2 separate regions of the Homo sapiens genome follow, and region 2 is linked to region 1. A link is an interaction called in ENCODE POLR2A ChIA-PET data of the cell type or tissue named here. Cell type or tissue: OCI-LY7. All regions are shown on one strand. Each heading gives the region's core, and the rest is flanking DNA. Links, peaks and the distances in the headings are about the cores only. Region 1 overlaps SLC9A7 (solute carrier family 9 member A7). Region 2 overlaps JADE3 (jade family PHD finger 3).

What was found. ChIA-PET counts read pairs that join two places held together with the same protein. Peaks named below come from ENCODE experiments on the same cell type or tissue, not always from the same donor. Only the 100,000 strongest peaks of a DNase experiment are listed, where the experiment ranks them.
Region 2: POLR2A ChIA-PET joins it to region 1 with 5 read pairs; 2 of 35 experiments call an interaction of 5 or more read pairs at or near these places.

Annotation. Positions count from the first base shown.
Region 1 is chrX:46,661,860-46,677,088 of GRCh38, forward strand. SLC9A7 (solute carrier family 9 member A7) reads right to left here. Exons shown (of 17, transcript NM_001257291.2): 4 at 10,692-10,768; 5 at 7,748-7,860; 6 at 679-784; 7 at 157-298. Among named protein-coding and RNA genes, the nearest start is that of SLC9A7, 90 kb to the right of the region's middle. In OCI-LY7, for the core only: no CTCF peak of the experiment used is centred there; no DNase peak of the experiment used is centred there.
Region 2 is chrX:46,952,328-46,967,556 of GRCh38, forward strand. All of the region lies in intron 1 of JADE3 (jade family PHD finger 3), which reads left to right. Among named protein-coding and RNA genes, the nearest start is that of JADE3, 48 kb to the left of the region's middle. RefSeq lists an enhancer at 11,312-11,491. In OCI-LY7, for the core only: no CTCF peak of the experiment used is centred there; DNase peaks (open chromatin) are centred at 8,944, 9,444 and 9,764; H3K4me3 peaks cover 1,831 bases; H3K27ac peaks cover 2,358 bases.

The sequences.
Region 1 (15,229 bases), core at 4,590-9,589:
TGCTTCACCAAAGTGACATATTTCAGGAGCCATCATGCCCCAGTGGAACACTCAATGTAAAATTCCAATTTGAAAGAACAGCTGAGAACTTTCTTTTTGAAAGTGTAATGCCACACACGCATACCCAGGCCCGAGCTGAAACTACAAAAAGGATATTAGAGCAGTCACAACACCAGTCACAGCTCCCATGGTAAAAGAGCCACTAAATATACCTAGAAAAATGCCAACTGACTTAAAAAAGGCAGCAGCATCAAAGGCGTGAGTGTTCAGTCCCGCTGGCTGGTAGGCAACAATAGACCTAAAGTTTAAAAACAAGAGACAGTTTTAAAAGACTGCACAGGTTTTACACTATGGTACTTGAAAATATCGACAAACATAGGTCTATCTACATTTTGTCAAGCATTGGCCAGGGTAAATTCATTTAATTTAATCTGCAGCCAGCATTGCCCAGGGTAAATTCATTTAATTTAATCTGCAGCCACCATGTTACGCTGGTGTCAGCATTCTGATTGCTGCTGGGCACACAAAGCAACGTAATTTTATCCACAAAGCTGATAAATCTCATTTAGAAAAACACCCAATTCAATATGTAATACATTTAAGATAAGCCTCTGAATTTAGCCCAAAGCATAGAGGAAACTGGGGTGTCTCTTCTCCAGCAGAAACACTGCTACTTACGAGGACAGTACAATGGCAACAGCATCATTTAGGACGCTCTCTCCAAAAAGAAGTGCGTAAAGATCCACGTCTGCATGCAATTCATTAAATATCGCCAGCACAGTCACTGAAAAGTGAGCCGAAAGCACAGAAATTAGTTTTGGTTTCTGACCTTAAATCACTGATTACAGATTTATAGAGGCAATTCCTATCTTGGGTGGGACTGGGTGATTCAAGAGATAGCAAGGGAGTCAAAGATAGACTTATCTATCTGTGGCAGAAATGAAAACCGCAATCTTCCTTATCTGAAGGAGCTTTGATATGATGCTTGAGTCTAATGATATTGCACCAAAACACTATGCTTTCCACTGTGATCCCATCACACTTTGAAAGTATCTGTTACAGAACTTCAAAAAATAATGACAATCAATGTGATTTGGCTTCACCAGTGGGTTGAAATCTCTTTGATTTCTCTGGCTCAATAGAGCCAAGGTTAAAATAACAAAGTTATTATAAAAATGATTAATGAGATTTTGGTCGGGCATGGTGGCTCATGCTTGTAATTCCAGCACTTTGGGAGGCTGAGGCAGGTGGATCACCTGAGGTGAGGAGTTTGAGACCAGCCTGACCAACATGGTGAAACCCCGTCTCTACTAAAAATGCAAAATTAGCCAGGCATGGTGGCACACGCCTGTAATCCCAGCTACTTGAGAGGCTGAGGCAGGAGAATCACTTGAACCCAGGAGGCGGAGGTTGCAGTGAGCCAAGATCACGCCATTGCACTCCAGCCTGGGCAACAAGAGTGAAACTCTGTCTCAAAAACAGAAAGAAAAAAAAAAGGGCCAGGCGTGGTGGCTTACGCCTGTAATCCCAGCACTTTGGGAGGCCGAGGCGGGTGGATCACCTGAGGTCAGGAGTTCGACACAAGCCTGACCAACACAGTGAAGCCCCGTCTCTACTAAAAATACAAAATTAGCTGGTCATGGTAGCATATGCCTGTAATCCCAGCTACTTGGGAGGCTGAGGCAGGAGAATCACTTGAACCCAGGAGGCAGAGGTTGCAGTGAGCCAAGATCGTGCCATTGCACTCCAGCCTGGGCAACAAGAGTGAAACTCCATCTCAAAAAAAAAAAAAAAAAAAAGGAAAGAAAGAAAAAAAAAGGGCCAGGTGCGGTGGCTCACGCCTGTAATCCCAGCACTTTGGGAGGCTGAGGCGGGTAGATCCCTGAGGTTGGGAGTTCGAGACCAGCCAGACCAACATGGAGAAACTCCATCTCTACTAAAAATACAAAATTAGCCGGGTGTGGTGGCAGGCGCCTGTAATCCCAGCTACTCCAGAGGCTGAGGTGGGAGAATTGCTTGAGCCTGGGAGGCAAAGGTTGCGGTGAGCCGAGATTGCGCCATTGCACTCCAGCCTGGGCAACAAGAGTGAAACTCTGTCTCAAAAAAAAGATTAATTAGATTTTATAAATTCCATCTTTGTGCCAAGCCTTTGAAACATGGTGTGTGTGTTGCTTAAAATAATAATGACGGGGGTGGGGGCAGGGGCAATATCGCCCCTGACTGAGAACCACCGATCTAGATACATGCACGAGAGCTGTGTTCTCTCTCAACACTCATACCCAACTACCCTCTCTCTTGATGGTTTCTACCATACAACTGCAAAAACTAAAAACCCACTTTCCCAGCTTCCCTTGCAGAAAGCATTACCTCTTCCTGTCAGGAAGAGGGCAGAGAGGCCAGACACCAACGCAGTCATCTTGCCTCCATGGGGCAACTGATGTGTGACTGAAACCCCAGAACAGTGGAGCAGAAAGACTGAGTGTAGTATTTTTTATGATTGTAGTGGAAGCCGGGACATCAGCCCAGTACTGGTACCCAAGATAAATATCTATTTGTTTAAGCAGGGATTAGCCAGGTTTTTCTGTTCTTTGCAGCCAAAAGCATTACTAATTGATACAATTAGAAAACCAAGCCAAACAAATGTTCAGTTTAGTGAGTTATTATAAGCCAACCAGTCTTGTAACCACACCCCTGTTCAAGAAATAGAACTTTGTCAGTCCCCTATATGTCCCATCCCAGTCTGAAGCCTCTTCCTTCACTAAAGGGAACCGCTAAACTAAATTTTATAGTCATCATTTTCTTGCCTTTCCCTATAATTTAATCACACAAATGCACATTCCCTGACACTATCATTTGGTTTTGCCCATTTTTTAAAAATTTTATTTTTATTTTTATTTCTATATATTTTTTGAGACAGGGTCTTGCTCTGTTGCCCAGGCTGGGGTACAGTGGTGTGATTATAGTTCACTATAGCCTGGAACTCCTGGGCTTAAGCAATTCCCCCCATCTCAGCCTCCCAAGTAGATGGGACCACAGAAGCATACCACACCTGGCCTAAAAGCATAATTAATAATAATAACAATAAACACGTACATAGCACTGATCTGTTTCAACTTCTCATTCTCCCTGCTCATTATCTCACAAAACAGGTCAGGAACCGTTCTGTGCCCCTCCTGAGCAAGTCTGTGCCTGACCACGGGGGTGGGATGTGGGTGCTGACAACTGGAAGACGATGGGATGGGGATGACAGACTGGCTAAGTGGTCTTTAATGGGAGAGATGAAACAAACTGCCCTCCTCCCTACAGCAGGACCCTTGAAATCAGGGTGAGCAGGGTCACAGCTATTTCCAACTGAACACAGACTGAGAAATCACAATTAACTAACTAAAGATCACTGGGTACAGGCAGTGGGAAAAACAAAAGAATGGCAGATATATGAAGAAGGAAAAACTCAAGGACCTAAATGTGTTCATTCAACTAACTTTTCTTGGACACATCATCCATGTAGTCAAGGGCACTTAGCACTTGTGAGCACTCAGTACAAAGTGGCAAGCACTGACATGTACAAAACAGACCTAACTCAAAGAGCTGAGGGAGCAGATAATGGAGTCTAGAAAGAGTGACTAGGCAGGTGGCACATTTGAACCAAGTCCCAAAGGATGCACTCCAGCCTGGGCGACAGAGTAAGACTCCATCTCAAAAAAAAAAAAAAAAAAAAAAGAAATTGTTAAGATAGTAAATTTTATGTCAGGCATTTTTACCACAATAAAAAATTAATAATAAAAAAGGAAATTGCATGCCCTTCCTGTGAACCATCATGATGTCATTTCCCCAATTTTAATTCATCACCTTTGTACTCCTTGAGTCAATCAGCCTGACTCACAGGTTTCTATTTTTCTTTTCTTTTTAGACAGGGTCTCTGTCGCCTAGGCTGGAGTGCAGTGGCATGTGTTCTCTGGTGGCTGCCTAGGAAGGCACCATGGGGTGCAAATGCATTTTTTTTTCTTTAATTGTGGATCCGTCTAAAACAAAAGCCCACAAAGATGGCACATGGCAGCCATGACACATGACCACAGAGTGGAGAAGGCTCCCTGTCACAGTGCAGCCTACACTATCCCACATATATTATGTCACCTTTGACCAGAAGACCAAAGACTCATGTCTCAAGCCAAGTACAGTAATCAGGGACAAGGATTCTTATTCCTTCATATCAGTCAATACCACTCTGTATCCTAACACTATAAAGTTTTTTGTTTCATTTTTTAAAGACAGGGTCTTGCTCTGTCATCCAGGCTGGAGTGCAGTGGTGCTATCACAGCTCACTGCAGCCTCAAACTCCTGGGCTCAAGCAATCGTCTTGCCTCAGCCCCCCGAGTAGCTGGAACTATAGGCAATCACCACTATGGTCAGCTAATTTTTACAATTTTTTTGTGGGGATGAAGTTCTACTATGTTGCCCAGGCTGCCAATATCAGAATTTTTGTTTGATGCACCAGGTACTAGAAGTCAATCTGGTCTTGTGATGCTTAACTCTGCACTTAAGATTTTATCTCTTTTATGACCCAAGTTTTCAAACAACAGATTTTTTAGGAGGCTGGTAAAACACTTCTAATTTACAAAAACATTCTACATTTCAGGAATATTTCTATTTAAAAAGCAGTTAAAGTTAATGTCCTGATGCTTAATAAGTTTAAACTTTCAATTTTCTACAACTTCCATTTCTATAAAGCCCTTACTGTGCCAGTCTTCATAGGCCAAATGAAAATGGAGTAGCATGGTAATGCCTTCCATTATTCTCTACCATAGCATAGACACATTAAAGGGAAGTAAACAATTACAAAGATAATCTAGAAAAGTAAGCCTCTCTATCCAATTAAATGAAGTAACACTGATAGCTCAGGAAACAATATCAATAATCTTTATGTTAAACTAACTTCCCTTTACTTGTTAGTGGTACTAGTAAGATGTCAGTAATAAAATTATAGATGAGTATACTTAGAAACACATTTTCGGACAGACTAAATACCTTTCTCAGACTTATGAAGATCTATTTCTCCACAGACACACATCTGGAGACAGTCACAGACAGCACAGGATTAAAATAATAAAGCTGATTTTCAGAGTTCTCTTTGGAAACATGCTTGGCTTCAGAGATGATCTGTTATTTGTTTATTTTTTAAACATAAGGAAAACTGAGAAATCTCTGCCTGAGTCAGATGTGGACACAGACCAGCATAATTTAGACAGGGTACACTCAGTGCCTTACACGTGTTGTTTCATTTCATCTTCACAATAGCCTTAGGAGATAGGTGCCATCATTTCTACTTTATATATGAGGAAACTGATGTGAGGGGACAATGTGTGCCCAGGCCACCCGATCAGTGATTGGTAGGGCTAGAACTAAACCCAAGGCCTGTGACTCCAAATCCCACCTTTTCACAAACCAGAGTGCCTCGACAGCCAAGTCTTCAATACTAATTTACTCAGGGTGTTTGTAATAAAATATGAGGGTAAGAGAGGTCAATGTTTTTTTTTTTGAACATTGAGATTCTTCAGAACCACACAACTGTCTAGAGCTATGCTGTTTGATGTGGTAACCATTAGCCACATGTGGCTATATACATTTAAATTACTTAACATTAAATAAAAGTTAAAATCAGTCCCCCTATTGCATTACCCTACATTTCAAGTGCTCAAAAGCCACATGTGGCTACTGGTTACCACAATGGACTTGCAGATTATAGAACATCTCTATCTTCACAGAAAGATAGCACTGATGGAGAGGACCCCCAAGGGGCATGGTCAAGTGGGGTATCTTAATATCTTTAAGGTTATTACTGTTCAGAATATTAGAGGGCATTGGAGACATTGAGCAGACCTTTCTATCTCTACCGTGAGGACAGGAGCAGCTCATTCTCCAGAACTTCTTTCCCTAAGGTGTACTCTCAATAGATGACACTAAGGAAGAGAATAGCTGTAACTACTTTATGCAAACTGATCAAATTATAGGTTTCAACTTGGAAAGGAGAACTTTTTTGTTTGTTTTGAGCTGCAAGGGAGGGTGTAATAATTCACTTGTAAGAATTGGTTCAACCAACACTTGAAAAATACAAGGCAAGGGATTGATGAATAGAAAACCATGTCACAGTGCACAGTCCTGCAGGAATGCCGCACAAAAGGAGTTTACAAATTAAATTACATTCACTACAGATAATCATGTGTGTTTCTACTAAGAAAAGGTATTATTTAACCCAAATGCTATGTTACATAAAAGAAGGCAAAAGGGCAACACTGGGAAAGAAGAAAATCTAAGTGTAAAACTTATGACCAAATTAGTCATTCTAAGACGAAAGGCAAAACATGTTATACAGCCGGGCACGGTGGCTCACGCCTGTAATTCCAGCACTTTGGGAGGCCGAGGTGGGCGGATCACCTGAGGTTGGGAGTTTGAGACCAGACTGACCAACATGGAGAAACCCTGTCTCTACTAAAAATACAAAAAAATTAGCCGGGCATGGTGGTGCATGCCTATAATCCCAGGTACTCCGGAGGCTGAGGCAGAGGAGGCAGAGGCGGAGGCAGAGGTTACGGTGAGCCAAGATTGTGCCATTGCACTCCAGCCTGGGCAACAAGAGTGAAACTCCATCTCAAAAACAAAACAAAACAAAAAAAAAACATGCTATACAGATACAATGGAATATTATTCAGCCTTAAAGGTTAGGAAATTATGAGAAATGCTATAAAATGGATGAACTTTGAGGACATTATGCTAAGTGAAATAAGCCAGTCACAAAAGGACAAATACTGTATGATTTCATTTGTATGAAGTATCTACAGTAGTCAAGTTCATAGAGACAGAAAGTCAAAGGTAGCTGCCAGGGGCTGCAGGGAAGGGGGACTGGGAAGTTGTTGTTTAATGGGTATAGCATTTCAATTTTGCAAGATGAAAAGGTTCTGGGGATTGGTTTCACAATGATGTGGGTATACTTAACTCTACTGAACTATACACTTAGAAATTGTTAAGATAGGCTGGGCACGGTGGCTCACACCTGTAATCCCAGCACTTTGGGAGGCCAAGGCGGGTGGATCACGAAGTCAGGAGATCGAGACCATCCTGGCTAACACGGTGAAACCCTGTCTCTACTAAAAATACAAAAAAATTAGCCAGGCGTGGTGGCAGGCGCCTGTAGTCCCAGCTACTCAGGACGCTGAGGCAGGAGAATGGCGTGAACATGGGAGGTAGAGTCTGCAGTGAGCCGAGATCGTGTCACTGCACTCCAGCCTGGACAACAGAGCAAGACTCTGTCTCAAAAAAAAAAAAAAAGGAATTGTTAAGATAGTAAATTTTATGTCAGGCATTTTTACAACAATAAAAAAAAATTAATAATAAAAAAGGAAATTGCATGCCCTTCTTAGAAAAGCCATCTAACTGTAGTCCCGCTGCTTGGGAGGCTGAGGCAGGAGGATTGCTTGAGCCCAGGAGGTCAAGGCTGCAGTGAGCTGTGACTGCACCACTGCACTCTAGCTTGGGCAACAGAGTGAGATCCTGTCTCAAAAAAGGAAAAAGGAAAAGAAAAGCCATCTAAGTCTGTTAGACCCACCTATTGGTCACTTCTTCCACCACCATGCCATGCAAATAAATACTACATTCTCCCTACTGCAACAAAAGTTAATGATTGCTCTGAACTTTTAAAGATTTAAATAATGGAATATCATAATAATAAAGACAAATACACAAAGCCAAATACCTGGGTCAGTGGCAGAGATGATTGCTCCAAAAAAGAGACAATCTGTGTAGTAAAATTTATCTGAGAGCTGTCCCATAATCTTCATGAGCTTCACCACACCATACATGAGATTTCTGTAAGAAGGTAAGGTAAACTATGTCAGGAGAAAAAAATAAGTAACTTAGCAAACACGCAAGCAGAATAGCACTAGAATGCTGCTCTTAGAGATTTATGAAAACAACAGGCAGCTGCCATGGTTTCACACTTACCAGAGACATTGCCAGCAGGACTTTGGCATCAAGTAATAGTTTGCAGTTAATGTCATCTTGCTGAAATATCTGAACATTTCATTTTTAAAAGTTGTACTGGCTAACAACTAAAGCAACCATGAAGCACAGTCTTCAATTAGCAACAAAGCTAAGGCATTTGACGCAACTGGGTAATACAGAGGAAAGGAAGAGACAGAACCTGGCATAATGTTTTTGTAGCAATAAGTTGCTACAAAACTCATAAGACTCTAAGATAATGCATTTAAAGTCAGAGAAATCAGTAGACTGGATGCAACTAGAGAGAAAAAAATGGGTTGGTCACAAAGATCCAAAGGATCTTGCCTTCTCTGCCAAGAATTATTTCAAAAAAAGGAAAAAGAGGCGAATATCTTTAAATGTCCTATTAGAACATCCATATACCCATCAAGATATCTGGGCTTTCACTCTTTGCATGGGTCAGGCAGGCCAGCAATAGCCCTCCTTATGCTATGTAGACTATGACGTGGGCTAAGAGGGACTACCAAGTTAAATTTTTCAGCTTGGTGGAAGCACATTTCCTACAGGACAGCTTACAAATTGGGAGGAGTGAGGAGTGTGAAAAGGTCTAGTACATGTTACAAGGGTATCTGTGCGTGCATGTGTGTGTGTGTGTCTGTGTGTGTGCGTGTGGTGGCAGCAGCAGTGATAGCAGCAGCTGCAGGGGTTAGAGGAGTAAAAATAACCATGGACTTGACTCATTATACCCTACAGCCAATGCTCTAATAATGAGATTCTTGATGCCATTGCCCACCTTTGTGTCTCAAATGCTTAGAAGGGTGGACTAGCTAAGCTAGAAGCAAAAGAACTATTCACAGAATGGAATCATTTTGAGAAGAAACAGCTATAACTTAATGCTTGCCTATTGTGTGCCAGACACTGTTCTAGACACTTAACCAGCTCAATTTCTTTTCACAGGAATTGTATGTTACAGATTTGATTTGCCCTTTGTTGCTTATCAAAGGCTTCTTTCATGTACCCTTTAAACATTCCTGGAACAAGACCTTCCTCTCCATTTCCTTCCACCAGTCTGTGACCTAAACAATAGACTTCTCCGGCAGCCTTTTCCCCATTTTGCTTCCTATCATCACTAATGCCAGTTATGTAAAGTGTCATTCTTCAATAATATGTATCTCTTAAAGGATAAGTCAAAGCCCCTCCTTTTTTGATGGCACAAAAGGCCCCTGCTATTATCTCCAGGTTTCTAGCTAATTGTTAAAAAATTAATAAAAATCCTAACTTTATTCAGATTTTCTTAGTTTTTAACCTAATGTCCTTTTTCTGTTCCAGGATCTTATCCGGGATACCACATGGCGTTTAGTCATCCAATCCCTTTAGTCTCCTCATGACTGTGACAGTTTCTTAGACTTTGCTCATTTTGTTTTTTTGAGACAGAGTCTCACTCTGTCGCCCAGGCTGGAGTGCAATGGCGCAATCTCGGCTCACTGCAAGCTCCGCCTCCCGGGTTCATGCTATTCTCCTGCCTCAGCCTCCTGAGTAGCTGGGACTACAGGCGCCCGCCACCACTCCCGGCTAATTTTTTTTTTTTTTTGGATTTTTAGTAGAGACGGGGTTTCACCATGTTAGCCAGGATGGTCTCGATCTCCAGACCTTGTGATCTGCCCGCCTCGGCCTCCCAAAGTGCTGGGATTACAGGCGTGAGCCACTTCGCCCTGCCAGACTTTGCTCATTTTTGATGACCTTGGCAGATTTAAGGAGTACTGCTCAGATATTTTGTAGAATATCCTTCGACTAGGATTTGTCTGATTTTTTTTCTCATGGTTAGACTGAGGTAATGTGGTTTTAAGTGAACAACCAGAGAGGTAGAGTATCCTTCTCATCACAAATATCAAGGTACATACTATCAACGTGACTTACCACTGCTGATGTTGACCTTGATCACCTGGGTGAGGTAGTATTTGTCAGGTTTCTCCACTGTAAAGCTACTCTTTTTTCCTGCTTTCTGTACTGTACTCTTCAGAAAGAAGTCACTACGCACAGCCCACAGTCAAAGAGGGAGTGGGAGGGGACTGAGCTCCACCTCCTTGAGGGGGGATGTATCTACATAAAGTATTTGGAATTCTTCTGCACAGGAGATTTGTCTCTTTCCCCCATTTATTTATTCATCCAATCACTTACTTATATCCATATGGACTCAGTGATACTTACTTTATGCTCTTGGGGATAATCTAATGCAATGTTATTTGTTTTGTCGTTCTTCAGCCATTGTGGGGCGGCTTTGACCATTACAGGGGCTTTCAGGTTGGCTCTTGTGTCCCTTTGACATCCCCCACATTCTTTTGTCTGTCTGTTTTCTGAGTACTTCCTTACTTTCTGGCATTACAAGATACTCCCTTTTCATCTTGTATATTTCCTGCCCCAGCCCTAGAATTAGCCATTTCTGCAAGGGGCTCTGGTTGTTTTTATCAAAGAATGATAACAGAAACCAAGATCTGGGTGCTGGGTATAATTTTATTTCATGTAAATTGATCTTAATTTAAATAGCCACACGTGGCTAATAGCTACCATACTGAACGGTGTAACTCTTGATCCTGACTGCCATCATCAAAAATATCAAAATACTGGACTCTGTGGACCCAAATGGATCTCATCCCTATGGAACGTGTGTTAATTTGGTTATATGACAAAGGTTCACTTACCCAATAATGAAGCATGAAACAGCAGTCCCCAAGAAGGCATAGGCCAGTATAGATCCAAGATTTCTGAAAAAGTGTCTCTGAATAAAACAAACAAACAAAACCCAGGAATCACATTGTGATTTTCAACAATGAGCTTAAGAAACACATTAAAAGTCTCTAAAAAGTGGAACTCTACTTACTGTTTCCATTACATCAAGTAACAACTGAAGTTACTCCTATATGGTGTTATTTAACCTTAGACATCATGGTTTTAAGTTATCTTCTATACAGCCAGGTACTGAGCAAGTAAGCAAGGACTTAGTAAATTTTCAGACAAAACTGCTCTGGATGATTACATTAAATCACATTAAGTGTGTGTATATGTTGTGCGTGTGTGTGTGAGTAGACCAATCATTTTTACAGATTTAACCCAAACCATTTTACTCAGTGATACAGCACGTCACTTCCAGTTCTGGTGGTACCTCAGAAGATCATCACAGATAGAAGTTTAAAACAAATAAAGTGTGAAGGTGCTATGTCATGAGCTTTCTGCTTAATTTGATATCAGAAAACAGAGTCCTAAATATCTGCTCATGGAACCTGAAGCGTCTCCTTATATTCATCTAGATTAATGTCTGAAGCCTGGGAAAGAGGGACAATAGAGATGGATGTGGAGAAATGAGAAACAGATAGTTCCATTTAAGATGGCCAAGTTTATACAAGAAGAAACACATATCAATATCACAGCTAGAAATTATTCAGAAAGTGGCAAAACTGCAATCCTTTCAATGCTTCTGCACATTCATTGGTTACCTTAAAAATATAAACACACACACACACACACACACACACACGGATTTACTTGTTTTACCATGTTGTCTTGGAAGGATTTACTTCTTACAAGTCATTAGGCCTGTGGGATATTTTGACGGAGGAAATTCTGCCTGTTCTTGGGATCCTAAGACACAGTTCTGCCTCCTCAAGGCATAAGCCATTCTCATTTGACAATCAGAACTATTTAACAAAAACAGACAAAAATCTCCCAACACTCTGATCAAACAAGGGCCAGGAATACTTTACCTAAAATTTTTTTAAAAGGCAGGAGAGCCCCAGCATGTCAGCTGAGCAACATCAGAAAAAAACAGGGTGCAGGAAGAAGAACCCAGCCTAGATCAGGCAGCTACCATGAAGCATGACCAGACAAAGGGCTGCAGGCGTCCTCTGGTCTGCATCCCAGACACAGGGCCTTCCCAGTGCTTGCCCCTATCTGAGTCAGTGAAGAAGGTGTTAAGGAATGCCTGCTGCCCCTAAGCCACCTGCTCAGGAGAGAATCCTTCAAGGGCTTGCCATGCTGACAGGCACCGAATGAGGGTGCTGCCTGTACATAAGATGGACACATTATGTTTGCCTCTTAAATAACCGCCTTTTTGTTTTTAATCGAATGCATTTATACACCAATGTTTTGAGAAAATATATATTTCCAAAAAATCAACAGCTGTGAGTCTGCTTCCCTTTAAAATCTCCATAAAGGGCTTCAATCAGGGAGGGCTAGGAGTGTACCAAGAACAAGGCATGAGATGAATGAACTTGTGAGGTATCCAAGAACAAATTTCAATCCCAGATGTGCTTTTCCTTGCCACTCAGCTTTCCTTTGGGTAGATATTCCCATGGTAACTCTGAATATAAATTAGATAAATACATATTCATGACATTAGCCAAAGCAAAAAAATTAGGAATGTAAATCTGCAGCCAAAAATACTTTCATAATATATTCTAAAATCACACACACACTATTACCCATCTCCCGTTCATATCTGCTGATGTGAGCTGAAACTTAACTGTATTTTGAAAAGCTATACTACCTATTTGTGTATTATGTCTAGTACTTAAACGTATACTTCATAGTTCACAAAGTGTTTTCACATATATTAGCCCATCCAATTCTCACAATGATCTATCTGGAAGGTGTTATTTGGACCATCATATACGAGAGAACCCAAGGCTCAAAGGCATGATGTAAGCTGTTTCAAGTCACACGTCCGCCAAACCAAGCCACAGACTGGAAAGCTGGTCTCCTGACCCCAAAGCATCATGCTCTCACTGCGCAAGCTGCCCTGCTACCCAGCTCTTCGATTCCCACTTCTCTTTGGGAAAGAAAGGACAGGAGGTGTCCGGTAAAATCCTAGATCTTTCATCCCACCCTTATTTGGTTACAATACAGCCATGACTAGTTCAGAATCTCCCTTACTTTTCCTCCTCAATTATAAAATGACAAGAAGAGACAAAAGGAGATGATGGCATGCCCTGGCAAAGTCTTCAAAAATATAAGCCCAAGACAGGCCAGGATGAGAAGTTTTGCTTTGGTGAAAATCTACCTGATATCCCAATTCCTAGCTGTACCATTCTAAGCCTCACACTGCTACTCCTTGGGAAATCCTATCCCCTCCCATTCCTCACTGGCAAGTTTTAACATGTTATTGTATATGTGTGTGTGAGTGAGGGAGAGAGAGAGAGAAAGAGAGAGAGAGTGAATGTGTGTGTGTGTGTGTGTGTGTGTGTGTGTGTGTGTGTGTGTGTGTGTGTGTGTGTGTTTGGTGGGGGAGTCCACCAATAACGGCTTCTATGGGTGAATTATTTCCCTGCCAAGGCCCTCTAAGCAAACCATGAGTGGTAGCACAAAATCAAAGCTAAATCCAATGAGAACTTTTTCAAGTCAGAAAGCCCAGGTCTGCATGATAGCTATATGATGTGAATAGGCCAGAGGGTCTGAATGTTATACCATCCGTTAAATGGTGAAGTATTTATTACACATTTCACTGACAACAGGTTTCATCAGAGATGGCAACCATATTAAGGACCAACTATTTAGGTGCTTTTATAGGGACAATTTAAAAAGGAAAGAGACTAAACTAATAGTTCATAACCTGAAAGACTAGCTGTGATATTATGATGTGTATGTACTGATTTTCATCTACAATTCCTGGCTCATAAACTCCCATAGCTCTTGTTACAGTCTTTTGTTGTAATGCTGGGCACTTTAGGCCTCAGAAGCAGGTAGCAAAAAAATAGAATCCCTCTGACCTTCTCTTGCCCTCCTTTCATCTGCTCCTTTTTTGTCCCAAGGCAGGGCATAGAAACTAAAAATATACTCTAATTTTCTCCTGCCTTTTTGAAGTAGGTCATAAGACCCTCATTTCAGAAGGGATCCTGCCCCACACTGGGGAGGAAGGAATGCCACACAGAGAGGCCAAGAAGAATCTGAACACACAGGCCTTGCTGGGTTTCCCCACTCAGTCTATCAGCATTACATCACATCCCTTTTGTCCAATCACTTTTCTACATGGTTGTCAATCACGCCTATGCAATGAAACCTCTGTAAAAGGTTCAAAAGGATGGGGTTCCGAGAGCTTCCAAACAGCTGAATACATGGAGGTTCCTGGACGGTGGTGTCCCGGGAGGGCATGGAAGTTCCGTGCCCCTTTCTCCACACCTTGCCTTATGCATCTCTTCATCTGTATCCTTTGTAATATCTTTTATAATAAACTGGTAAATATGAGTGTTTCCCTGAGTTCTGTGAGCCACTATAGCAATGTAATGAAACTCAAAGAGGGGGTCGTGGGAACCCCAACTTGAAGCCAGGCAGTCAGAAGTCCCAGACTTGTGACAGGTGTCTGAGGTGGGGCGGGGGGGCAGTATTGCGGGACTGAGCCTTCCGTGGGATCTGGCATTATCTCCAGGTAGATAGTGTCAGAACTGATCTGGAGGACACTCAGCTGGTGTCCGCTGCAGAATTCATTGCTTGTTTGCTGGTGGGGAGAAATCCCTCCCACATTTAATCACAGAAGTCTTCTGTGTTGTTACTGTAGTGTGAGAGCAGAGAAAAACCAATTTGTGAGTTTTTTCCCACTCAGGCTAGCATCTCAAAAACAAATTGATTGGGAACTGGCAAAGCCTGTGAGGTGTTTTTCTTTTGAGAAAATGGTGCTGATAAAGGGAAGGTTCTGCAAAAACTAAAATGTCTTTCAACCATCATAGTGGCTTTCACAACCCATGATTTGGTTTCATTTTAAAACAACTATAACTGATTATACATTAAGATTAGTTATGTAAAATATCAAATTACTCATCACCCATTTGATCTGAAGAAGAGTTCCCAAATTCTCCACTTACGTAAAAAATAACGTTATTTATACCCATAATAACCATCTCCTATCTACTACATGTCAATAGATGACATACAAATTCGGATGACCCTGGCAACCCCAGAGTAGTCAGGAAAACAATATAGTCTTTTTTGTACAGAAAACCTAAATCCAGAGGCAATAAGGCACAAAAGAACAACTCTGGGCCCTGGAGTCAGACAGAGAGGGTATCACCTTGACTCAGTCCCGCGTTATCTACGTAACCTCATATGCATCATTAATCATTCTGAGCTGAGATTCATCATCAGTAAAACACAGGACACTCTACATGTGAGTACACAAATGCACTGGGCTGGCGTGCAGAAACACACAGCCTCCGTTCCTCAAGCACCTATTATGCAGACAGAACTTATGTTC
Region 2 (15,229 bases), core at 6,755-11,754, 290 kb after region 1:
ATCTCACTTTCTGTGGGGTGTAGTTCAAATATCAGTTCAGTATTCAATGGCTTTGCAGTGCTGTTCACCTCTGTCGTGTGTGTGCCACCCACCTGTCAGTCAGGGACCTAAGTGTGTGTTAACTCATTTCTCCAAGTCTTTGATATGCTAATTAGAATCAGATCCACCTGTGAGGAAGTGGAGGCCTTCCCAGGAGTTTGTAAGCAACTTTTTGTGAGTTTGTTTTCCTGAGCTCTTCCTTCGTTGTTATTTCTCTGGTACTTTCTACTTTTCCAGGGCTTTCCTTTTTAGTCCTCCAGTGAGAAACTACACACTTTCACAATACACTGCCTCTAGGGCACAAGGGGCAGGCAAACAGAGAGAAAAAAAGTAAGAAAAATCAATGGGAGGCCAGGTGCGGTGGCTCACGCCTGTAATCCCAGCACTTTGGGAGGCCGAGGCGTATGGATCACGTGAGGTCAGGAGTTTGAGACCAGCCTGGCCAACATGGTGAAACCCCATCTCTACTGAAAATATAAAATTTAGCCGGGCATGGTGGTGTGTGCCTGTAATCCCAGCTACTCAGGAGGCTGAGGCAGGAGAATCTCTTGAGCCCAGGAGGCAGAGGTGGCAGTGAGCCAATATCGCTGCAGTCCAGCCTGGGTGACAGAGCGAGACTGTCTCAAAAAAAAAAAAAGCAATGGGATTTGGCTTTGCCCTTTTGGAGCCATAGTTCCACCAAATGGACAGAAGTTTCTTCTCTCTCTTTCAGAGTTTTAGCTCGTACAGTCTCCCTATGCCAGTTACTTTTTGTTGCTGCTGCCACAGCCTCTACCATGGGATTTTCTAGACATTAGAAAGGGGAGAAAAAGGAGAGAAAAACCCAGGGGATTCCCCCCCCACCGCCCCCCACCGCCACCTCACCACTCCAGTTTCTCTGAGCATTAGTAGTTCCCTTTTCCAAAAAAGCACCTTGAACCAGAACATGTGCTCTAACCACAGTGCTCACTTTCAGATTTCATTGTGTTGAATTCAGGCCAGTGAATACTGGAAGAAAAAAAGTGGTTAAGTCACTGCCAGTTCAGTTGTACTCCGCATTCTGGCATTCTTTCTTGATCGCCTGCTGTTATATACTTTTAAGAGTTCTCTAATAGTTGCCCATATTTTCTTTACAGATTTTATAGTTGCATTTGGTCAACAGAAAGGTTACGTGTGTGTTTATACCATCTTACTTGGAACCGGAAGTCTTCACTGATATTTTAATGGATGTTTTGGGTTGCTTTCCCTCCCCCTTAAAGTATTTATATCTCTGAAATAATAGTTTCAGATATGTAGTGTTTGGTGCAGTTAGGTGGACAAAAGTTGCTAAGAGTAAGCAGATTAGCTGCACTATTGGCTGAATACATAATGACCCCCTGAAAAACAGAACCACTTCTCTAAAGGCATATGTGGTAATCTCATCTGGAAGCACAGTTCTTTGTCTTTGTGTAGCATATCATTGACCTCGTTGTTTTCCTTGGCCCTGCCTCTCTGTCGTAGTCTCTTGCTTCTGTCCTGCTGTTTTCCAGTAACCTTTGCCCTGCAGAACTTCATTCCTCAACCCCTTTCTCCTCCTCCCTCTCCTGTTTGTCTCTGGCTTTCCCCACACTCTGTCCTTCCTAACATTACAGTCTTGCATTTTATCACCAAATTCTATCTCCCAAGGATAAATGCACTGCTTTGTGACATTTTAGGATGTTAAGTGCTTGCATTTGAAGGATGGAGAAACCTGGAGGGGGGTGGGAATCAGGTTTTGCTCATAGATTAGGGCCCCAACTGTGTCTCTGCAAGGCATTGTGGTGGTCTAGGCAGCTGCTTTTCCAGCATATTGGGGCTTTCTGCCTCACATGGTATTTCTGGTGGGTAACAGAGACCAGGACACATGAAACTCCAGCACAGTCAGGAATGTGGGTCTAGAAAGAAGGTATATTTAAGCCATACTAACCTCATTAACTTGGGAATATTTAAGAGCTTTGTGGGCTGTTTTTTGGTTTTGTTTGGTTTGGTTTTAGTTTTGAAAGTTAATAGAAGAAACTACTAAATAACAGTCACTTTTATGAAAGTATTTCCTATTGTTAGTTATGTGGTACAGAATCACTGAAGGAAGGAAATCCTAAACGAGCAAAAACACATGGGCAGAGCACATGTTTTTATGTTGCAGCATGCTTTCAGTATTTTTGTGGTAGAAATATGCATTCTTTATTTTTTATTTTTATTTTTATTTTTTGAGATGGAGTCTCACTTTGTTGCCCAGGCTGGAGTGCAGTGGTGCGATCTCGGCTCGCTGCAGCCTCTGCCTCCCGGGTTCAAGCTATTCTCCTACCTCAGCCTCCTGAGTAGCTGGGATTACAGGCATGCACCACCACACCCAGCTAATTTTTATATTTTTAATAGAGACAAAGTTTCGCCATGTTGGCCAGGCTGGTCTCAAACTCCTGACCTCAAGTGATCTGCCCACCTTGGCCTCCCAAAGTGCTAGGATTATAGGTGTGAGCCACCGCACCCAGCCAGAAATATGCATTCTTTAAAAGCCACAGTGGGCTTCCCAGGTGTCTGTTGAGATCTGTCAGGTTCCAGGCATGCAAAGGCTGCTCAACTTATAACCTTCTAGGCATATATTAACTGTGTACAGCAAAGAACCTTACTGGTTTAAAAGGTATGGTACCTTTTTGAAAGAAAATCCTCAGCTATAACATGTTGTCTCATTTACTCCTATTGAAATCCCTTATCTTCTTGGCTGGGAGCAGGGTAGCAGCAGAGAGCTGCTTGAGTTTTTACCTCACTATCTTTATGCCAGACTGGCCCTCCTCATAGAAGTGATACTTGTTTTCCATTGCTAAGACTTTTATTTTTTCTTTTGACAGCAGCCAAAGCAACTAGTTTAAAAGAAAACACATTCATTATTCTTACTCTTCCATTTTATAAAGGAATGTTTATTTCAGTGGGATGTTTCTGTGGAGATCTCTTTAGCTGTGGGAGCAATTTGCCTTTGGTACTGGGAGAACAAATAACAAGTCACAGAAACAGTAATTAAACAGGCAATAGTTCTCCAAATAATACTGATTTAATTATGTGCATAAGGTTGATCGGGGTGTGAGAATTAAAGCTAGCTTTATTCAAGGCCAGTATAATTCTTGTGACTCTCTTGCCTATAATAACTATTAGTCCCAATTAAGTGATTTATTCCTTATTGATTGTGAAATATTCCCAGGTAACACAATTCAGATTTGTATTGTGTTCAGACTGTTGCATTATCTTTTGAAGTTTTCCTTGGGATAACTGTGGTGCATTTCCCAGAGCCTGTGAACTAGAATTTAGAAACTGAGAGGTTCCAGTCCAAGGTTGATGGAACGTGAGAATTGTAGGGAACTTGGAGATTACCAAATCCAAATTCCTTCCCAGTGCAGGAATCCTTGCCACAGTATTTGTCAGACAGGTGGTTGTCTGACTCTTGACAACATTATTTTTTACCCCAAAGAATACATATTTTTCCTCCATACAGTTTTGAGGCTACTAAAAAAAATAAGACCAAAAACCTTAACAGATTGGTGGTTCTTTATTCCCAAGCCAAAATCTGCCTTTCAGGAACTGTCAGTATCATTCCTGGCTCTCCTCTCCATAGTCACACACAGCAAATCTCTTTTGTCCAAAATATTTAAAGCTATCTATTTTCCTACTTCCCATTCCCCTTTCTCCCACCCGTGGCCTTTTTTTGTGTGTTTTGTTTTGTTTTGTTTGAGACAGAGTCTCGCTCTGTTGCCCAGGCTGGAGTGTAGTGGTGCCATCTTGGCTCACTGAAACCTCTGCCTCCCGGGTTCAAGTGATTCTCCTGCCTCAGCCTCCCAAGTAGCTGGGATTAGAGGCACACACCACCACACCTGGCTAATTTTTGTATTTTTAGTAGACAAGGGGTTTCACCATGTTGGCCAGGCTGGCCTTGAACTCGTGACCTCAAGTGATCCACCTGCCTCGGCCTCCCAAAGTGCTGGGATTACAGGCTGAGCCACCGCGCTTGGCCCCCGTGGCCTTTTAAGCTAAAACATTTCTGATTCATGTAACAACTTATTTCAAGGATTTTAATATAATGGAAAAATTCAAAGAATAATATGATAAATACTCATATTCTCTACCAGCCAGAATTATCAACAATTAAGATTTTGTAATATCTTTTTTTCTTTTTTTCTTGCTTGTTTATTTTAGAGACAGGGTTTCACTCTGTCAGCCAGGCTGGAGTGCGGTCGCGCAATCATGGCTCAGTGCAGCCTCGAACTCCTGGGCTCAAGCGATCCTCCCACCTCAGACTCCCAAGTAGCTGGTACTGCAGGTGTGCATCACTATGCCCAGCTACTTTCTTCCTTCCCTTCCTTTCCTTTCTTTCTTTCCTTCCTTCCTTTTTTCTTTTTTTTCTTTCTTTTCTTTCCTTTTCCTTTTCCCCTTTGTTTTCTCCCCTTCCCCTTCCCCTCCCCTCCCCTTTCCTTTCTTTTTTCTTTTCTTTTCTTTCTCAGGGTCTCTGTTGCCCAGGCTGGAGTGCAGTGGCATGATCTCGGCTCACTGAAACCTCTGCCTCCCGGGCTCCAGTGAGCCTCCCACCTCAGCCTCCTGAGTAGCTGGGACCACAGATGTGCACCACCACTTCCAGCTAATTTTTTTTTAATTTTTGGTAGAAATGAGGTTTCTCCATGTTGCCAAGGCTGATCTCAAACTCCTGAGCTCAAGCAGTCCACCTGCCTCAGCCTCCCAAAGTGCCGGGATTATAGGCATGAGCCACCATTTTTAAATAAAGGGACTAAAACATTACAGAAATGCTTATTTCTCCTTTGGTCACCTCTTCTAATGTCATCCTCCTCCCTCCTCAGTTTCAGATAGATTAGATAGATAGATAGATAGATAGATAGATAGATAGATAGATAGATATAAACGATATATAGATTTGTTTTGGATCTATGTTTTAATTTACATAAATGGTGGTATTATGAATGTGTCTGTTTTTTCTACACAGCAAAATATCTTAGATCTTTTCATATGTTTTCTATTAATCTTTGCATAGTATGTATTATTATATGTCACATGATGTTTTTGGCTGTCTGCCATTTGGGCATGTGGTAGGATTGTAGTTCCTGTCCCTTTTGAGGTTAGGCGTGGCCCTGTGACTTGCTTTGGTCATTGAAATGTCAGTAAAAGTAATGAATGCACTTCCAAATGGAAATTTTAAGAGCTAATATGAGATTTGCCACATTCCATTCCCCTGGCCGGTAGAGATGGAGCTTCTGACAGCTTAGGTCAAGAATAACTACAATAAGCTCTCCTACCAACTCACTTTAAATATGTAGCATACGGAATAAACAGACTTTGGTTGTGTTAAGCCACTCAGATTTTAGGTTCCTTTTGTTACCTTGGCAAACTTAGTCTATCCTGATTGATTATAGACCCACTTCATTGTTTTTAACTGCTGCAAAGTATTCCAGAGTATGAATGAACCTTATTCTGTCTAGCCGTTCTATTGATGGAAACCTAACTACTTTCTGAATTTTGCTTTTATAAACAGTTCTATGTTGATCATTGTGCAAATTTGTGAGAGTTTCTCCAGATATATGTTTAGAAATAGGATTGCTGGGTCATAGGGTTTGGATATTTTCAGTTTTATAGGATTCTGTCTTTGCTTTCCCAGGCGGCTACACCATCTCTCACCCTTTCAATGGTCATTTATGTGATATGATCCCCAAACTTTTTCTAGTCTTGGTTCCCCTCTCTGGATGCACTTTCATTGGTCACCATTAATGGTACTCAGATTGGAACATGGTTGTCCAGTTGTTGTCCAACTGAGGTAGACATTATGTTTCTGAATTCAGCCCGAGTTTAGTAGCTGCATCACTAAACTGTGGTGTTTACTGACATCAAAAGCTGAAACTGCTATCATCCTGTATTTGGGAAACAATTTAATTGCAGTGACTTTACATATGTTCTAGTTAAATTTCATCCTGTTTTTGCTTATAATATTTGCTTTTGAATTCTCCTCTTTTCTTTGATGAATGTTATCCCTCTTAGGGTCAATAACCCTAAATTCATCTATGTTACTCATCAAAGTTTTGATCAAGATAGGGCCAAGGGCATAGCTCTGTGTCCCACCAGAAGACTCCTACCTTCAGGATTACCTGCCTGCAGCCTGCATTTTTTTTAATCTATCAGCAGGAAAATCCTGTCAGCTGCCTCCACGTATTACTGTACCTATAAACAATTTTCTCAATAAATGAGTGACTGGAACAGAAAAGAGCCTAAAGTAAGTTGGGTGTGTCATGTTCTTAGAGAGCCTATGCTGGCTGCTAGTGACTGTTTTCTTTTTCAAGTGCTTATCCAGCCAATGCTTTATTAATGTGGTTTAGAATCTAGTTTGAAGTGATATTCAAGCTTTTTATTTGCAATAATTATATCTACCCCCATTGAAAATAAGGGAGATTTTTGTCTCTCTGTAGCCTATTGGGAGATCTGGTTTGAGTTTCCACAAATAAAGTAGTTTTTAGGATAATGACCAGCCAGGATGCTTGTGCTCTACTTCCCAGCCAGGGCATCTTTTCTCCCTGAACAATAACCAACCCTTTTTATAATTTAAGGAACTGTAAGGACTCCCTAGGCCAGTAGCTTGGGACATCACAAGTTAGGCTTCCTGGTAGTCTTTCTCTTGTTCTTTAGGACCAACCACGTGCCTAATTCCAGTTACTATTTTTCTATAAGGATTCTTAGTTATACATCTCAGAGTCCTGACTTAAATTAGCCTAAGTAACAGAAAGAGGGTTTACTGGTAAATGAAGTCCACAGGCTGCTGACTTTAGGAATGGCAACATCCAGGCTGTTATTGCAGCCCCAAATCTCCTTTTCTCACCTGTGTGTTCCTGTGATTTAGTTTCACTCTCAGGCAGACTGTATCTGTAGCAATGCAGTGCCTCTTTCCCAATACCTCTGTCAAAACACTTGGCTGACTTGTCGACCTAGCTTAGGCCATGTGCCTTAGACACAGGAGGTGTGTAGTGTTGGGGAAGGGGAGTGAGCCCTGATTCATTCTTCATTCATATGTTTGATGAGTGCCCAGTATGTACCAGGCACCGTGTTAGGCTCTGTGGTTATCACAGTGAACAACACAGGCATAGTCTCTGCCCTCTTGAAGTGTCAATGTGTAAGGAAATGGACTTTAATGTGCCCACAGTGATAAAGGAGAAGTTACTTGGTGCTGGGAAGCAAATGACATGGGTCCCTACCTACTCTGGGGTAGGGGACAGAAGGCTATCCTGAGGAAATGTTGTTTGGATTGAAATCTGACATGACTAGGAGATAGCCATGTGAAGTAGGATAGGGTGATGATGAGCAGTCCAGAGTAGGGGGTAGGATAGTATTGGAGGTAGAAAGGAACATACTCCAGGCACTGAAAAGAATACCGGATGTTGGGACCACAGAGACTGAAGGGGCAGAGTATCACAGGTAGGACTGGAAAATTAGGTTGGCACCACCTCTGACAGAGCTGCATGCTTTGCAGGAGATTTAGAAGCCATACAAAGTTTAAAGCAGGGAATCAAAGTGATTAATAGCCCTGGTCCATATGGGTAACTCACTTTCTGAGATACAGCTTAGTCTCATTAATTTACCAAGCTCACTTACCTGGTTAGCATTTAAATCTATGGACACCACAATATCTATCATGTTCAAACTGGGCTCAGGCATTGCCTCTCCCAAGAAGCAGTCCTCATTGCCCCTTCTTTCAAGCCACTGGAAAAGGATGGGTGTTCCTCTATTCCTGTTCCCTTAGTCCCCTGCTCAGAGTACTGTCACAGTTTTGTTTACCCCATCCAGGTCTGGGCAGAATGTGTAGGTGCCCAGCCAAGCTAATGATTGGCATCTGTGCAACAAAAAAAAAAAAAATGTTATCATAGCAGACCTGACTTTGAAAAGGCCTGCTTACAAGGTTGACTCTGGGCTGGCGAATAAGAACTTTATTTTGGGGATGGTTCTTGACCTTCCCAGAACGGATAAGGGTGGCTCATTGTGCCGGAATTGTTTATACAAGTAATATGGTTTATGCTGAATACCTGCTTTATTTCTTGAAGTCTAAAATTTTGGTCTGTACCAGTCAGAGGGTGCCTATGTGACCAGTCACCAATAAAAACCCTGGGGCAGAGTCTCTAGTGGGCTTCCCTAGTAGACAACATTTCACATGTATCATCACAACTTGTTGCTAGGGAAATTGTGTTCTGTGTATGCACTAGGAGAGGACTCTTAGAAGCTTGTGCCTTGTCTCCCCTGCACTGCATCCCATGAGCCTTTTCCCTTTGCTAATTTTGCTTTGTATCCTTACAGTGTAATAAATCATAGCCATGAGTATGATTATATGCCGAATCCTGTGAGTCTTCCTTGTGAATCACTGAACCTAGGGGTGATCTTGGGAACCCCTTACACAGCACCCTTGCAAAAACCATTATTTGTTCAATGCATATTTAAAGGAGAGAGTGAGCCTGGTAAGGAACCAGGTCAGAGAGAGAGGTTCTCTGATGGTGGCAGTGACTCTCCTGTTGAGCAGTCAGATTTCACCCTAAACTCGCACTCTCCACTCTACTAAACCGCAGTTCTGCAGGGGCCTAAAAGGGAGTCTGTGAGCACTGGGAAGCAACAGAAGGGTTTTACATCAAGTATCATAATCAGGTTTGCATTTTGGAAAGAATAAATGCCCCAGAAGCAGGAAAATTTGTGAGGGGAGTTTGCTTTATCAAATTAAAACTTACTACAAAGCCATTATAATAAAAATAATATGATAATGGACTAGAAATTGGTGTTATCCACATTTTCCAAATTCCAGCCTAAGTTCCTTCATCAGATCTTTATTGAGTTCTTTGATGGGCCCTGTGAGAGTGAACATGTGAGACTTAGTTCCTCCTTGGCTGTACTTCTGAGACAGATCATGCAAAAACAAGCATCATTTATACTGTCTACAACGGAACGCTCTGAACTTGTTTTTAGGTGGTTGTGATGCTATCAGTTGTCAAAGTAGTTATGTGGGGTTCTGAATTCAGAACTTGATAAAAACAGTAAATGAACAAAGGACTTTTTACCAGTCTCCTGTGAATTGCTGATATTTCAAATCGTTGCATATTAATAGCTTAGGGGTAGTTTTAATTTTTATAGTTTTTCAGCTGGTAAAAATGAAATATTTCTGTTTCCACAGTCTGCCACCATTGTTTTGTCTTCCTTTGTGTGTCAGGAGTGGTGTTTCCTAAGGGAAAACTTAATTAGACTGTGCAATAATTTTCTTTGGGAAATAGAGAAAGCTGGTTATGTAAAATACACTGGACGAAAGATCTTATAAAAAACCTTTGAAGGAGGGAAACATCCTGTACTGAGGGAACTGAGGTGGGATGATGGAGTTTTGGTGTCCCTGTTTTGCATTTCTAACAGTAAGCTTGAAAGCACAGGATCTTCTGACCATTGAAGCTGAAATTATGTATGCAGTGTTTCTCATGAAATAACATTTACCATAAAAAAGACTGCGTTTATACTTGGGTAATTCTAAAAATTTCTAGGCAGAAAATTCTAAAACCGTTAATGCAAAAAATTCACAAGCTCAAGACCCACACGAGCACACAAAAGCATTACATTGATTACATGTTTGTATATTGGCCAATCCCTGAAATGGTGTCTCAGAAGGATTAAAATTGAGCCTCTGTTCTGAGCATGTGGCTTCGGCTGTGGCCTGGGAGAGTGCCAGTTATTCGAAGCACCTGCGCCTCCTCACAGGGTCTTGTTGTGGCTGCCCAGGAAGATGGAGGAAAACTGCCTCACCACTCTAGTCACATATGCAGGGGTAGGAATCCTGCCTCTTAGGCTTCTCCTGCTCTGACTGACAAGAGACCCAGAGATGATAGTCTAGCCATCTGGTTGCAACTCTGGGGCAGAAAAAGCAGAAACTAGAATAAAATCAAATATATCCTCCCCCCACTGACACCAAGCACACACTGATAGTAATAATCAGAATACTTTTTTGTCAACAACCTCCTCTTGTGTTAAACAACATTCTGGAATCCTGGTTCGCCGTGTACAAATGGCACATGAAAAGAGGGTGCTCAGATCTGATCTAGAAATTTGAGATGTAGGTAGAGAGACCTAATACTCCACTGGGGACCCACAGGCTAATTACCTTAAGTCTGGTAAGTGGAATACAACTCCTAAAGGAAACTAGGTGTTTTGAATTGAGAAAAAAAAATGTATTTATAAGCGAGGCTTTATGTATTTCTTAATATATGTCCTTAAAAGTTCATAGGAATTAAACTTCTCTAGAATATGTGAGGGCTTTGGAGACTAAGAGAAGCAAAGGAAGGAAGCTTTTATTTTTTGCTTATTTTTGTTCATGAGCCAAATCCTGCAGTATTAGATTGAACCCTATGAAATTGCTGATATGCAAACATTTTGACTTGCAACAATGGCAGTTTCATATGGTTCAACCTAATATAAACTAATTTTTTTTTTTTTTTTTGGAGAAAGAGTCTTGCCCTGTCTCCCAGGCTGAAGTGCACTGGCTCAGTCTCCGCTCACTGCAACCTCTGCCTCCCAGGTTCAAACGATTCTCCTGCCTAAGCCTCCCAAGTAGCTGGGATTATGCGTGCCTGCCGCCACGCCCAGCTAATTTTTGTATTGTTAGTAGAGACGGGGTTTCACCATGTTGGCCAGGCTGGTCTCGAACTCCTGACCTTGTGGTCCACCCGCCTCGGCCTCCCAAAGTGCTGGGATTATAGGGGTGCTCTGATGTGTTACTCTGACATTCCAGTTAAATAGTTAACCACTGGTTGCAGGTGCCACGCTTATCTCTGGACAGGGGAGGTACCTTATGGCTGCCTTGGCATCAGACAGGATTAGAAACTTCCAGATAGAGTGACATTTGCTACTCGTATGGCTGCTGTTATGTACTTCTTTTGGGTCAAGTGCTTGACCCATCTGTGATCTTGGCATTAGCTACAGTGCCTTCCTCTGTGGATCCCAGCAGTAATGCCTACTTTGGAAAATTAGTACCCAAAGTGATTTAGTGTAGTACGACTGAGGTTTGTGATGAAATTTCCACTCTACAGTTAATCATTAAAAGCTGTGTTTCAAATTCTGTCAGTTAACTATTGCTGTATAACGACCACTTCAAAAGTTAGTGGCTTAAAATAGTAATTACTTAGTTCATTCTATGGGTCAGTCATTTGGGCTGGGTTCAGCTGAGCAGTTCTGCTGTTCTCAGCTGGTCTCCCCTTATGCCTATGGTCAACTACAGGTCAGCAGGGAGCTCTGCTTTTGAAGTCCAACGGCTGTCAACTGGGGCAGTGGTAGGAGGTAGGAGCACAGAGCTATGCATCTCTCATCCTGCAGCAGGCTAGCCCAGACTTGTTCTCATGGTAGTTGGTCAGGTTTCTAAGAGTGAATAGAAGCAGCAAGGCCTCTTGAGGCCTAGGCTCTGAACTGGCACACCATCACCTCATACTGTACTCGATTGCCCTAAGCAAGCCACAAAGCCAGTCCAGATTCAAGGAGCATCCATAAGGAAAGGGCATGGATAAAGAATTGGGGCCATTTTTGCTATCTATCACACAGATACAAATTACTCTTTTTTAAGGCACCAGTCTACTCCTATAACACTTAAAAACACATGTGTTCTATGTGTTTGGAATTAAAGACTGACCAGAAGCAAATAGGAAAGTATTAAAATTGTTCACATGTCATGACCCTGATGATGGTCCTCTTGTGAAGCTAAATTGTTTTGAAGCTTGGATGCTCTGAGACCTGGATGTGTATCACATTTTAAATCAGTCATTAATCCTGGATCCTTGCAATAAAATGATGTGAAACCCATAAATGAAGGTTTAAAACACAGCTGCAAATTTTTTTATTCTCTTCTCCTCGGGAGGTAGGATCTGTGCCTCCTTCCACTTAAATCTGGGTGAGCTTGTGACTACTTCAATACAATAGAGTATGAGACTTCTGAGGCTAAATCATAAAAGGCAATCTGCCTTGTTCATTGGAACACTCATACTAGGACTCCTGAGCTGCCATGTAAGAAGTTTGACTATTGAGAAGCCACCTATGCCAGAGAGGCCTTAGATAGGCACTCTGGAGGTAGTCTCTGCTAAGCCCAGCCATCCCAGTCAAAGATGCCAGATGAGTGAAGACGTCTCCAGATGATCCAGCTGTTTGAATCTTCCCAACTGAGGTCCCATACATTGTGGAGTAGAAAAAAGTCATCACTGCTGTGCCTATCTGAATTCCTGACCCACAAAATTCATGAAGTGATAAAGTGGTGGTGGTTTTATGCCACTAAATTTTGCAGTTGTTTGTTGCACAACAGTCAGTAACTGGAACAGCATAAGTGAATGGTCATGGGTGTGTTCCAATAAAAGTTTATGGACACTGAAATATGAATTTCACATAATTTTTATATGTCACAAAATATTTTTTAAATTGTTTTCAACCATTTAAAAATGTAAAAACCATTCTTAGCCTCCAGGCCATACTAAAAATAAGCAGTATGCTAGATTTGGCCCATGGGCTGTAGTTTGCTGACCCCGATCTAAAAGGTTGTGTAATAGTCATAAAATTTAAACTTGAGGGCTTCTCGTCAAGATGGCTCTGATTTCATACTTTAAATTCATATCTCCTTTCTTTAAAAGTGATAATAAAGTAAAAAATTAGACATATCTGTGGTCAAGAAAGTATAAATCTCTGGACCAGAAACAGATCAGACAATAAGTGAGGATTATTAGTTACAGGCCTATAGTTATGGACATTCTGGACTCTTAGGTCCAGAAAAAGGTAGAGATGGCTGGGAATTGTATTTCTGTAGATAATGGGATTAAAACATTCAGTGAATGGAGGAAATGATCCCTGACTGTGAAGTCAGAGATTGCCCATGAACAGAGACAGTAAAAAGATGTTGCTTCTGTTCAGAGTGGCAGGCAGGAGAGCAGAGAGAGACTTAGGACCAGGGACAAATGTATTATTGGCTCACTGTCTAAATCTGGAAGATTTTCAAAGAGATAAAGGAAGAATAACATCCATTACAAAATTTTTAAAGTCCAGTCCATACCTGGTAGGAACTCATTCTCGGAGATTTGATAATATTAGTGGTTAAAAATACTTTAAGTTAGTGATGGTACTATACACAGGCCACTCTGAGAGCATACTGCTGTTGATTGTCAAAGTGTGGGTGAGTCATAGTAGGGGAGGCATCCTAGAAGAGATTTGCTGTGCCTTATAAGGATAAGGCTCCTGTTTGCTGAGCCTTATAAGAATTAGTTTATATGTTTTAAAAGTGAGGAAGCAAGAAGAGGGTCCTCCTGGGAGAAGGGATGGTATAAAGCCTAGAGGTAGGAACTGCAGAGGTTCAGCATTGTTTGAGCATAAAACTGGGGCAGAATGTGGTGAGGGATAAAGCTGCAGAAGTAGACATGGCTTGATTGTGGAGGGCTGTGTTGGCCTTGATGAGGACCTTAATAAAGATCCTAGGAGCAAAGGACAGCCATTGAAATCTCTTGACCGTGGAGGCACATGATCCAATTTGTGTTTTAGATAGGTCTCTGGCAGTTGGGTGGAGGGTAAATTTGGGGACAACAAGATTAGGACTTTTAAAGCCAGTTAGGAAACTGCTCTTGCATTCTAGGTTTGAGGAAATAGATAGGTCCTAAACTAAGAAAATGACAGCTGAGATGGGAAAGGAACATTGATTTGGAAGATTATTTTAGAGGTTAACTGACAGGGCTTAATAATTGATTGGATGTTCCAGGGTAAGATATAGGAAAGAGTTCAGAGATTTTTCTAGATTTTGTGATGGCATAGAGGAAGGTGCCAACTGAGACCAGTTAGAAGGTAGGAAGAACTAGTGGAAAACAGAACATAGTTTCCTCAGTGTTGATCGTCTTCCAGCTTGATGTATCTGGTTGTCAGGACTTTTTTCTTTTTGTTGATGTATCTTTCCTATTCTTTCTTCCTTCCTTCTTTGCTTTGCTTTTCCCTCCTACCTTCCTGTCTCTTTCGCCTTTCCTTTCTATCTCCAGCTCTGGACCAGAGGACCTTGTTTTGGGAGCCATAAGCATGTGGGTAGGGCACTTCAGGGAACCACCATCACCTACAAGATGGTTAGAGGAAGAAAAAAAGTGTTAGCAACACAGGGAACTTGAAAAAAGCTTCTGGAAGCCAAAGGAGTAGTTTCAAGAAGGCCAGAGTGATCAGCGTGTCAAATGCAGCATACAGATACTTAAAGATGAGGGTTGGGAAGTATGCACATTTTTCCAAGAATTCTGGTGAGATAGAAGCAATTAAGGAGAGATTGAGAGTAAGGAAGGAGTTACAGACTGTAAACTACTTTTTGAGGAGTTTGCAAGAGAAGGCAAAGAAAGAAAGAAAGTGGATATTAGCTAGAGAAAAATGAAGTAGGGTCAAGAGATGGTTTGGGAATAAAGGTAGAGAGGTTGGAACCTGTTAACAGAAAGAAATCCAGCATAAAGGCAGAATTTGGAAGTTAAAAGGCAGATTTTTTCTGTTCATAGAAAATCATCCATATGTTTAGAGCTGTCTAGACATTAGAATAAATTGCTTGTTAGATAGTGAGCTCCTGGTCACTGGAGTAGTCAAGCAGAGCTTAGCTGTTTTCTGGTCAACTGTGTAGAAAGATACATTGGTGAGTGCCTTCAGGAGTTTTAGCCTGTGTTCAATTCCTAACAGTTTTCCCAAAGTTGCTTTAAGCATTATAAGTTAATGAGTTATTCTGTGGATCTGCCTTGCCTGGCAGCTCTCTAGAGATTTGTGGAATCACTAGACCAAGTTAATTTATTTGCCTTTGATCTTGAAGGATGAAATTAAACTGCAGATTTTCAGATAACAAAATATTGAGGCTTAGGGTCCAGGAAAGTTTCATCACATTGAACAATCAATCATGCTGTAGGCTCACAGGTATTTTTTTGACAAGATGGTCACTTTCCACACACAGCAACAAAGAGTCTTTGTTTCAAAATTTTGAGTTTAATTTTTTATCTGTCCATTTTTGTAAAATGGCGTTAACTCAGAATAATTAAAATAGGGCTAAGATAATAGGAGAAATGAATAGAAAGGAAAAACCTGCTTTCTTCTGTGTTTCATATTCCTATCTGGATGTTTTTGGTTTTCTAGGGCCAAGGGGAGGTAATTAGGTTCCATCCATGACTTAGAT